4 separate regions of the Mus musculus genome follow, and all the other regions are linked to region 4. The links are chromatin loops, found by intact Hi-C in ENCODE. Cell type or tissue: left cerebral cortex. All regions are shown on one strand. Region 1 has its middle 27 kb from the start of Msantd2. Region 2 overlaps Robo3 (roundabout guidance receptor 3). Region 3 overlaps Robo4 (roundabout guidance receptor 4). Region 4 overlaps Vsig2 (V-set and immunoglobulin domain containing 2).

Region 1 (2,500 bases), 82 kb after region 4:
GTAGCAGAAGCCAGAAGCCTTGAACCAGACCAATGACTCATTGAAATGAACATTTGCAAGTAAAGAAGTATGGACAAAAGAGTATACTGTGTGACACACTGTAGCTTCCAGGATGAGAAACATTTTATTCTTTCTGGGAGGAGGTTGTAAGGGCAGAGAGTAGATACAAAGAGACTGGAAGATAAGTAAGATAATGTAAAATTCACAAAGAATCAATAAAAAGTTTTAAACACACACATACATGGTGTGTGTGTGTGTGTCTGTGTGTGTGTGTGTGTACCTTGAGATGCCTGCACCCACCTTTGCCTTGGGTATGTTCAACTATCCTTTTATTTTATAGTAATGTTTATTTTATGTGTATTGGCATTTTGCCTACATGTATGTCTATGTGAAGGTGTCCAGTCCCCTGAGACAAGAGATACAGACAGGTGTTAGCTGCCATGTGGATGCTGGGAATAGAAGTCTGGGTCCTCCAGAAGAACAACCAATGCTCTTAATCACCATCTCTCCAGCCCCAGCTATCCTTCTCTAAAACCCACCCCAGACCATGCAAGACATAAGAGGGTGACCAGCAGACATGGACTGGAAGCAAGAGAAGCCAAGCTGTGTGCTTGCTAAGTTGTGCAGAGATGCCACATTTTTATGACTTCAGAAACGTCTAGTTTAAAACTAGATTTTTTTTTTTTTGCATTGTTCTTAGTTGAGAAGCCTTTACCAGAGAGTATGTCCCTTTCCAGAAGGAAAATGTAGCACATCTAAGCTTCGCCGCCCCGCTTTCACAGATGAGGAATCACAGGATGCCTTAGGTTTCTTGGCAGCAGATACAAAGGCATTTTCAACTACCCACTCTCTCTCCCGCAATCCCCATCTAAGTACAGAAACAGTCCCCTTTGCCCTGGCTCCGATTTGAGAATCATCTCCCAGCCTTTAGCTCTGGGGGAGGATTCTCATTAATGAGTCAAGGCCTGCCACCTGGTGGTAAGAAATAAAAAGCCACTTGCTTTCTCATCTAACGCTTCTTTCAAATAATTTTTAATTTTAAAGATTTTATTTCTTTATTATATATATATATTATGAGTACACTGTCGCTGCCCTTCAGACACACCAGAAGAGGGCATCAGATCCCATTACAGATGGTTGTGAGCCACCATGTGGTTGCTGGGAATTGAGCTCAGGACCTCTGGGAGAGCAGTCAGTGCTCTTAACCTCTGAGCCATCTCTCCAGCCCTTCAAATAATTTTTTAATGTAATTTTTATTTACTTTTTGTTAATTCCAGCATTACTTGTGATAAACCAATGGCCCTTTACCGATAATAATTTGACACTTTAGGGAATAATTGTCAGCAGATAGCTGAAACTCATCTCACCTTAAGAGTGTTTCAAAACAGCCAGAAGCAGCAGAGGGGGGACAGTCATACACATACACTGAATTGCTCTTATGTACTAAAACCTATGTTCATTTACAGGCAAAAATGTTTAGATCACATCTGTACTGCTCCGGTGACTGACGGACAAGTTAGAAAAATAAATCAGGCAGCTCTTGCTCCCTTTGTCCCTTTGAAAGGCTGTGGGGGTTTGTTTTTGTTTGCTGATAAGTTTTTTTGTTTGTTTGTGCTTTGAGACAGGCTATCCTGCTGTCCTGGACCAGGCTGACCTCAAACTTACAGAGATCCTCCTGTCTCTCAGGCCTGCTTTGAAAGGCTAAGGGCAAGAGTAAATTATGAATCTATTAAGAGACTCCTCCAAATTTCCAAATACAGACAGACAGACGCACGCGCATGCACGCGCACACCCTGCGGATCTTCCAGGCATTCGCTTGTGGATCTCTCCTTGAGAGTGAAGGTACCTCAGCTTTTCCAGGACTGAGTGCTTCTGCTTCCACCAATTTCAGAAGCCTAGATTGTTCCTTTCCAGCTAGACTAAGCTCTCACTAAGGATGCTATTACAACACCATTACCATACTAGTCACCCGGCAGCTCTTAGAAATTCAAATCTCCTGGCCCCTTCCCAGATGAAAAGAATCAGAAACTGTGGGTGTTCAGATGTCCAAGTGATTGGGATGCACACTGTATTTTGACCAGCACAGGCAGAAAGTCGCAGACCTGGAGGAGGCTGGGAGTGAGAGGGAAGGAAGCCAACGAACCCATCAGACAACCTAGTTACTTCCCCTGAGTGGTAGAGGGAACAAAACATCTCCAAATGGAAAAACACAGGGTCATCACAGAGGGCTTTTGCCAACTCCACTTGGCACTGTTGCTGTGAACATAATTTCCAAATTAGCCTTGGTGAGACAGGTTATGGTACTGTGATCTTTATACAGAGCCAGAGACTCAGACTTCATTTCATATTGCTTTAGAGAGAGACCTCCACAGTGTCCAGAATAAGTAACTGGGACTGTTTCTATCCCAGTATCCTTTTCTTCATCCCTTCAAGACTCATGGAAGACTCACCTCACTTCCCTATAGTGTGGAAGACTGGAAAGTGCCCCAATTCTGTCTGG
Region 2 (2,500 bases), 110 kb after region 4:
CGCTGCAGGCAGTCTGGAGAGAGGCCTGATCGCGCTCCCTGCTGGCTACGTCAGGAACTCTCCCTCTGGAAGCCTCTGCCCAACTTAGGCTAGGGCCCCGGACTCTGGACATGGTCCACCTTTGCAGTCTCTAAAAGATGAAAGGATTCTCTCTCTCTCTCTCTCTCTCTCTCTCTCTCTCTCTCTCTCTCTCTCTCTCTCGTTCTCTCTCTCTCTCCCCCCCCCCCCCGTACTCAGGTGCAAGGGAGGAGCCCCAGAGCCCTATTTGCATGGCCATTAGCTATTCATTAGGCTGCTGTCGAAGCATCTCTGGAGACCAGGAATGACAGGGAAGAAATTCCAGGGAAAGAGAGCCCTCGGCTGTGTCTGCAGGAATTAGAGGGAAAGCGTGGATCAGAAGGGTGTTGTGTGGAAGGAGTTTGAAGAGGGCTGAGATTCTCCAGTCTTGCCACCTTTGAGGAGTCCCAAGAGACCAAGCAGTTATTTTCTCGGATTTTTTACTCACCTAGAGCTTTATACCAGACATCTATCTTTTCATTTAAGCTTGAAAAGTCAGGGAGGGACGATGGTTGTTGGTCACTACACACTGCCACTAGGGAAAACAAAACAAAAAAACAGCTATGGAGGATAAAGAATAGGGCAGTGACCACAAAAGCATAGAGCAAGATCTTGGCAGCAGGGAACTTAAAGTGTATTTTTATCACATATGAGAGGTTTTTGAAGTGGAGATGGGATGGGTTTAGAAATACTAGAGCCTAAAGTCTCATTCAGGTAGAGACTGTAGGAACCACATTAAAGTGCTGGAGAAGAAAGGATATTAAGTAATGGTAAACTTGTCATAGCTACTGTTGTGCCTTGCATCTTTTTGGGGGTTTTGAACTCCCACATTGCAGATAAGGAAGTGAAATTTAGAGACCTGAACCTTTTTGTTTTTTGAGACCTAGCCTAACTATGTAACTTAGACGCCTCCACACCCAGAGCAGTGGGCTTACAGGCATGGGCCACCAACGGGCTGCAGTTAAATAAGATGTCCAGCTTACTAACTCTGGGAAGTGTCAAATCTGAGATTCTAGCTCAGAGCATTTCGAAGCCAAAACCTGGGCTCTAACCATTCCAGGGGCCTCTCTCAGTGGAGTGTTTCCAAAACAGGATTGGGATGGGACGGAGGAAAGAGATGCTTGAGCAGCAGACATCCTTCCATCTATCTGGAAGGGAAAAGACTGAGAAGTTTATTCTCTTCCATACGTGGGAGAGAAACTGATTTTACACTGAGCAATCAAATCAACGACCAGGGTGGAGCCTGCACCCGCCACGCCCCAGCATTCTCTATACCAGAACTCTTAAAAGGAAGGGCAAGAAACGAAACCTAATCCCCCACTGGGCCTAGAACCAAGAGGTCTCTGAGGATATTGGAACAGGGTAGGCGGGGTGGGGGCGAGAGAGAGCCGCAGAACAGATGCGCCCAAGAGTCACTGGTTATTTAAGGACACCAGATTGTGCAAGGCTTCAGCGCCGCCTACTGGCAGAAGCGAATAGGTCTGACTGAGAGCTCAGTATTTAACTCTTCTGCATAGGCGAGAATGAGGATACATGGAGGCATGGGAACATTTGTGGGTGAGGATGACACCTGGGTCCCAAACCTGAGGCAGGAGATGACCCAGCTTCAGGAAGGAGGTCTGTAGGACAAGAGAAAGACAGGGGCGGAATGTACAGAGAAATAGTTTCAAGAGAGCTAGGGAGGAAAGGAATTTCTTGATTTTTAAAACTGTACCTTTCAGGAAAAGCAGCGCCACTCAAATTTCCACTTCCACCATATTTAATTTCTGTGACTTCACAGGATTCCTGGAAATAGGGGGGGAAAAAACCGTGATTGCCTGGGGCTTCATAGCATTCAAATTAAGAACTTTTCTAGTCTTAGCCCCAGCCCTTAACACCTTTTTTTATACGAAGAATCCAGGACAATTAATTTTGTCCATTTCATCTGTGGGAGCAGAGATCATCAGAGATGAATAATCTAGTGTCTGCTACGGTACGGTATGCATGGTTGGTTGCTCACTGAGGAAGACTTATATGCGATCCAGTGTGTGTGAATGCAAATCAACTTGCTAGGGTACAGGTTCCTCACCAAAGCATGCTCAGTCATCGCTCACTAGTCAAGAAATGAGGCCTGGATCTCAAGAAGGCCCAGAAAACCTTCCTAGGAGTTTGTGCCCGGATCCTTCTATAGATCTGCCTATCTGAGGGCGGTTCCGTTGTTCCAGGCTAAGGCGTTACCAGAGCCTACAGAGCAGGAGGACTGGTGGGCCGATGTGATGTAGATGACTCTCTAGCAAAGGAAGCATGGGAGATGAGTGAGGCAGAGGGTTCTCTTACTCTTCAGAGCAAACCTGGTCTTCCCCCAGTTGCTTTGCCTGGGTACTTGGAGTTACCTTCTTCTCCAGGGTCAAGAGTTGGGCCAGAAGATGCCATGCCACGCATCGTGGAGCAGCCGCCAGATCTG
Region 3 (2,500 bases), 130 kb after region 4:
CTCACTTTGAAGCATTGACTGTGACGCTGTATAGGGCCCACTGCATCCACGACCTTTCTCCTTTAGTTTCCTTGCATGGTGTGACTGGGGAAAGGGTTGAGCTGGCCTCTAAGGGAGGAGTCCAAGTAGATATGAGAGGGCTCTTCCACAGGTCCTCCACCATAGCCCTCACCAAAAAACATTTCTGTCCTTCCTGAAGACCTGGTTGGCTTCCCTTCTTTCCATGATCCACTTAGGTGGGAGCTCCGGAGCCAGGCTTACTTAGGCCAAAGGTTCTGGTTGTGGAGAGTCTGCTGTCCTGAAGATGCTGTCTTGTTCTCAGTGGGAATCCAAGACTCCCGTGATCATATTTTGGTTTGCTTTCATTTATTTTAACAATCCCAATGACAGAGCTCTCCAGAAGCCTAGTGACGGTGGACTTCTATTACAGAGAAGCATAGGCCAAGACCTCCACATGTGAGAAAGCCAGGGGACAGACAGGAGAGTGGTCTGGGTGCTCTTCTGGCCTTCTCAGGGACAATTCAGGAGGAATCTGGAATTTGAAGGAGAATAGAGTTACTAAAACCCCAAGCTCCCTTTTGGTTCTTCTCCAGGACTTCTCAATTAAGGTTAATTGTTAATTAGTTAGTTAGTTAATTGTTAATTAATGTTAGCCAGTCAGCCAGATACTTACCACCAGCCTTGGGCACAGCACCAGTTAGCCAACTTCGCTGGGAAGAGGCCCTAGAATCAGGAGGCCAGGGAGGCAGCCCCCTCCCCAGCCTCTGGGTGTGGCTGATCTCAGCATCTTCCAACCAGTCTGGCCTCCACTCCCACAAAGGCAGAGAGAAGCTTCGGGTCAGGGAGAGATCACCCCGAGGGGAGGGAGGTGATGAGGCATCTGATAAAGAAGGTGGATCAGTCAGAAGGTTTAATATTTACCTCCTAGGGACCAATTTACAGCAGAAAGCTTAGGACTGATTTGGGGTCCACATACATCTCTACCCCTAAATATAACCTAACTTTAATTCAATCCATCAGCTCCAATGGCTCCTGGGACCTAACATATGTTTCTTTACAGAGAGTAGTTTGGCTTGTTTTCTTCCAGACCAGCTCTGGCTCTCTGGACTCTTCACTTCCTACTGTTGGGTATCCTCTTCCTCCTGTGATGGGTGTTTTTGACCTGGATATAATTTTTTTTTCATAAAGATTTATTTTGTCTTTAAGTATACATGTATGTGTAAGTTAAAGTGCTTGTGAGTGCAGTGCCCATGGAGGCCAGAACAGAGCATCAGATTCCCTGGAACTAACATTACAGGTGATTTTTGAGCCATCTGTCATGGATGACCAGACCTGAACATGAGTCCTCTTTAAGAACACTAAAGGGTTCTTAACCTCTTAGCCATCTTTCTAGCCCTGACCTGGGTAATTTTTATCCTGTCCTTTGCTATAGGCCTTGGTTTTCTTGAGACCAAAGGGTAGAGTAAAGGTAAGTAAGATAGTGTGCATGTGAGATTACAAGTATGTGTGTGTGTGTGTGTGTGTGTGTGTGTGTGTAGGATGAACTTCCAAGGGACCAGTAATCACTAAATCACCTCCTGCAGACATGGAGAGAGACTGAGCCCAGGTATTCCTCAACCTCAGCCATGGACAGGCAGTCATGAGGCCTGGAAGCCCGGAAGGAGCTAGGAGGCATATGAAGTGCCAGTTGAAAGAAGACTAGCTGTGGGGCAGCTCTTTCTGGGACCCACATCTGGCGAATAGCCCAGTCCTGAAGGTGGGGATTTTGGGCCACCCAGCTGGATTCCTCTAGCCTTCATAATTGGACTATTCATCCGTGATCTATGGGGGAACCTAAAGTGGTCAGTGCATCTGCCTGACCTAGTGCTTTCTGCATTGGAAAGAATGGTAAAGAATTCTCCTCAGGGAGTTCTTAATTATCCATGGGAAGCACTTCTCTTAGTACCTAGGACATACCAATCATTCGGTAAAAAAAATACCTCTCCTTCTTTTGAGACAAAGTTCTACTTTGTAGCTCAGACTGACCTGGAACTCATCATTTTTCTGTTTTTCCCACCCAAATGCTGAGATTTTAGGTACGTGCCACCACAATAAAACTAATTGTTTAGATGACTGTGAGGGTTAATGGTGACTAGGAAGCCTGACTCTTGTTTAGGGAAAAGGGGAGCTGTATCCATGCTAAGAAAAGTGGGTGGGCCCACATACCAGTGAAGACACAGTCAGCTTCCCTGGGATCCAGACTGAGGCCAAAGCTATCCACAGCCACTGCCAGGGCACGAGCAAAGTGAGTATCAGCGAGGAAGGAGCCATCAGAAGAGCTAACCAGGCTGGCCCTGGCGCTGGGGACATTGTCCTCAGAAGCTGAGCCCCAACCATTGGCCAGGGAGCCCTCGCTGGGTGTAGGGGTGGGGCAGGGCCGAGGTGGATACAGTAAGTTCCCAACCTCAGACCCCACGCCCCCGCCAGCTCTGCCCATGTCTGCCAGTCCTGAGCAGGTTGG
Region 4 (2,500 bases):
AAGAAGATAAAGAGCGGAGAGTGTGGCCGGAAGGGACCGGGCCCCGGGGGACCAGGCGGAGCTGGGGGCGCCCGGGGAGGCGCGGGCGGCGGCCCCAGCGGAGACTAGGCCAGGTGAGGCTGCCTGGAGTGCTTCGCAGGCGGGAGGTTCTCATCTTCCAGGCCTGCTTGGAAAAAGCTGGGGAAGTCTAAGGTTGGGCTGGGAGTGGAGAAGATGGTGAAGGTAGTTAAGGGTGGGGACCTAGACTACTCAGACAAGTAGGTGGGAGAAGGCCAAGGATGCTGATTTGCCAAGAGCTAACCTGTTTCTCCCTTCCTCTTGTCTGCTTCATCTTGGACCGAAGAGCTGAACGTTTTAGAAGGTAACCAAAGCAGCAGAGTTTGTAGGGGAGTAGGCTGGGTGGGAGAAATGACCCAGTTCCCTAGTCCTTCTCTCTGCTAGCCCTGAACCCCTCCTGGCTAAGGAACATAACTTTGCAGGCCTCTGGTATGTCCAGACGCCTGAGGCTGCGGCAGGGACACACTTGGACCAACACGTACACACAGTCACCCTCATTTGACTGCACAAGCTCGGCCGAGGGTCATGAGCACAGGGAGCCTCACTCACGTAGTTGCCCTGGGGCACACATCAGCTCAGTGAGTCAGGGAGGGGGTCTGGATGACACTCCCCGAAAGGGAGAGGGAAATGGTACCAGCGGAAGGCAGATTCTCAGACCTTCTCTTTCCTCAGTTCCAGAGGAGAGTCGGATGCCGCGTCCCCTTCGCAGTGACAAGACTTCCCTACTGTGTTTGTGAGCCCCTCCTTCCCACCAACCAGCCAGCTTCAGGAGCCCCCCCCCTCCCCCCGCCGCGTCCCAGAGACTCCCTCTCCCAGGCTGGCTTCGTCTTGGCGTAGCCAAGTCCGTGCCCTTTTTAGCTCTTCAGTCTAACGTGGTCTCCTTTTGCCTTTTCTCCCCACCCTCGTCCCAAACCCCATACTCCCAAAAATGTCCTTTTGCTTCACGCCCACCTGTCCACGCGCCCAGCATGCAGCTCTGCCTCCGCAGCCTCGGTGCGCTTCGCTGCGCGTACTGCAGAGGGCGCCCAATGCGTCGCCCAAATACTCTCAAAAAAAGAAAGAAAAAAAGAAAAAGAAAGAAAGAAAAAAAAAAGCAACCACCAAGTCCTTTCGTTCTGTGGGCAACGAAAGGGGGCGCCCGCGTCTTTCCACCCTAGCCTAACCTCAACCTCCTAAACCTGGGGCTAGGAAAGAGGGGAGGAGGTTTTCATGGTTATCTGATAATTTCCCTTGCTCAAATGGAAAGTGAAGTCCTATCCCATACCTGCCTGTCACCCTCTTTTTTCTTGAAAACGCACCCTGAGAGCAGCCCCTCCCGCTCTTCTTTGTTTATGCAAAAGCCTCCTGAGCGCCTGGAGGCTCCGGCAGGAGGAGACTTCCGCAGCCCCGCCCCATGATAGCCTCTCCCCCGTTGGGCTCCTGGGGTTGTGGCTGGAAGGTTTTTAATCTCTGCGTGTGCATGTTACCATACTGGGTTGGAATGTGAATAATAAAGAGGAATGTCTAAGTGTACAGAGGGGTGCAGGGTGGGGGGCGGGAGGGAATGGGAAGTAGGGGGAGCAGGGTTTGCATAAGGCCACTAACGGAAGCCGGAACAAATCTCATTTAGTCAAACCAAAACTCAGAGACCAGGCGTGGGGTAAAAGAGTAGGAGCTATACAAAGACACCTAGGTTGAAGCCTATCCCTTTGACCCAGCCGGAACTTCCCAAGGCAGCACGGTCTCCGGGATTTCAAATTCATTCCTTCCCTTATTGATAGCACTCTTTGAAGAGGAATTCACCACTAGAAAGGAGAACGAGGTGGCATGGTTTAGGCTTTAATTATTAACATGGACGCTCACCACCCTCAGCGATCAGAAGTCAGACAACCATAGAGAGTTTGGACTTAGTGGTGGTCATGGTGCTGGCACATGGAGACTTCTCCAGGAGCTCTTTGCTATGATCGGCTCTCATAGAAGCTTGCTCAAAAACCCCAGGAGCGGTTGCATCCTCCCTGAAGGGTACAAGCAAAGTCACACAGAGGCTAGAAACATCCCTTAGGCAACTGTCATCCTCTAACTCAGGGACATGTAAATTTTGCTGTCCTGAGAATCATCTGTAGAACTTTGTTTAAAATGAAGGGAATCCAGGCCGGTCTCACCACTGACACACACACTTTGCCTTTGGAGGCATAGAAATTGGCCTAAATCTGAGTGTTTAAAGAAGTTACTGGTGGGTTTGTCTAGTCATCTGAAGACCACATTTTAAGACATGTCCTGGGAGTTGAGGAGGTGGCTCAGTGGGGAAAGTGCTTTGCTTCTAAGCAGGAAGACCTTAAATCAAACCCCCAAGAATTATCATAAAATATATCAGACACAAGTCATGGATCTCTGGGGTTCACTTGGCATCTAGCTCACTTGACCAGCTCCAGCTCAGTGAAAAATGACTCCAAAAAGTTGTTCT

What was found. Hi-C counts contacts between places; a loop is a spot of excess contacts. Peaks named below come from ENCODE experiments on the same cell type or tissue, not always from the same donor. Only the 100,000 strongest peaks of a DNase experiment are listed, where the experiment ranks them.
Region 1: a loop joins it to region 4, with 7 times the contacts of the local background. A loop is called at or near these places in 18 of 42 quality-filtered maps.
Region 2: a loop joins it to region 4, with 6 times the contacts of the local background. A loop is called at or near these places in 10 of 42 quality-filtered maps.
Region 3: it touches region 4 in a loop (2.6-fold over the local background); 6 of 42 quality-filtered maps call a loop at or near these places.

Annotation. Positions count from the first base shown.
Region 1 is chr9:37,461,367-37,463,866 of GRCm38, reverse strand. No RefSeq gene overlaps it. Among named protein-coding and RNA genes, the nearest start is that of Msantd2, 27 kb to the left of the region's middle. In left cerebral cortex, a CTCF peak has its summit at 984 (motif pointing left); DNase peaks (open chromatin) are centred at 838 and 2,119.
Region 2 is chr9:37,429,756-37,432,255 of GRCm38, reverse strand. It overlaps Robo3 (roundabout guidance receptor 3), which reads left to right. Exons shown (of 28, transcript NM_001164767.1): 2 at 2,442-2,500. Among named protein-coding and RNA genes, the nearest start is that of Robo3, 2.2 kb to the left of the region's middle. In left cerebral cortex, CTCF peaks have their summits at 42 (motif pointing left) and 1,516 (motif pointing left); DNase peaks (open chromatin) are centred at 38, 561, 1,450 and 2,289; H3K4me3 peaks cover 960 bases; H3K27ac peaks cover 2,046 bases.
Region 3 is chr9:37,411,409-37,413,908 of GRCm38, reverse strand. It overlaps Robo4 (roundabout guidance receptor 4), which reads right to left. Exons shown (of 18, transcript NM_001309390.2): 16 at 2,206-2,500; 17 at 674-880; 18 at 1-532. The coding sequence ends at 522. Among named protein-coding and RNA genes, the nearest start is that of Robo4, 11 kb to the right of the region's middle. In left cerebral cortex, no CTCF peak of the experiment used is centred here; no DNase peak of the experiment used is centred here.
Region 4 is chr9:37,543,561-37,546,060 of GRCm38, reverse strand. Vsig2 (V-set and immunoglobulin domain containing 2) reads right to left here. Exons shown (of 7, transcript NM_020518.2): 7 at 1,856-2,051. The coding sequence ends at 1,919. Nrgn (neurogranin) reads left to right here. Exons shown (of 4, transcript NM_022029.2): 2 at 1-113; 3 at 344-361; 4 at 730-1,568. The coding sequence ends at 108. Among named protein-coding and RNA genes, the nearest start is that of Vsig2, 5.6 kb to the right of the region's middle. In left cerebral cortex, a CTCF peak has its summit at 1,077 (motif pointing right); DNase peaks (open chromatin) are centred at 559, 682 and 1,053; H3K4me3 peaks cover 1,794 bases; H3K27ac peaks cover 1,807 bases.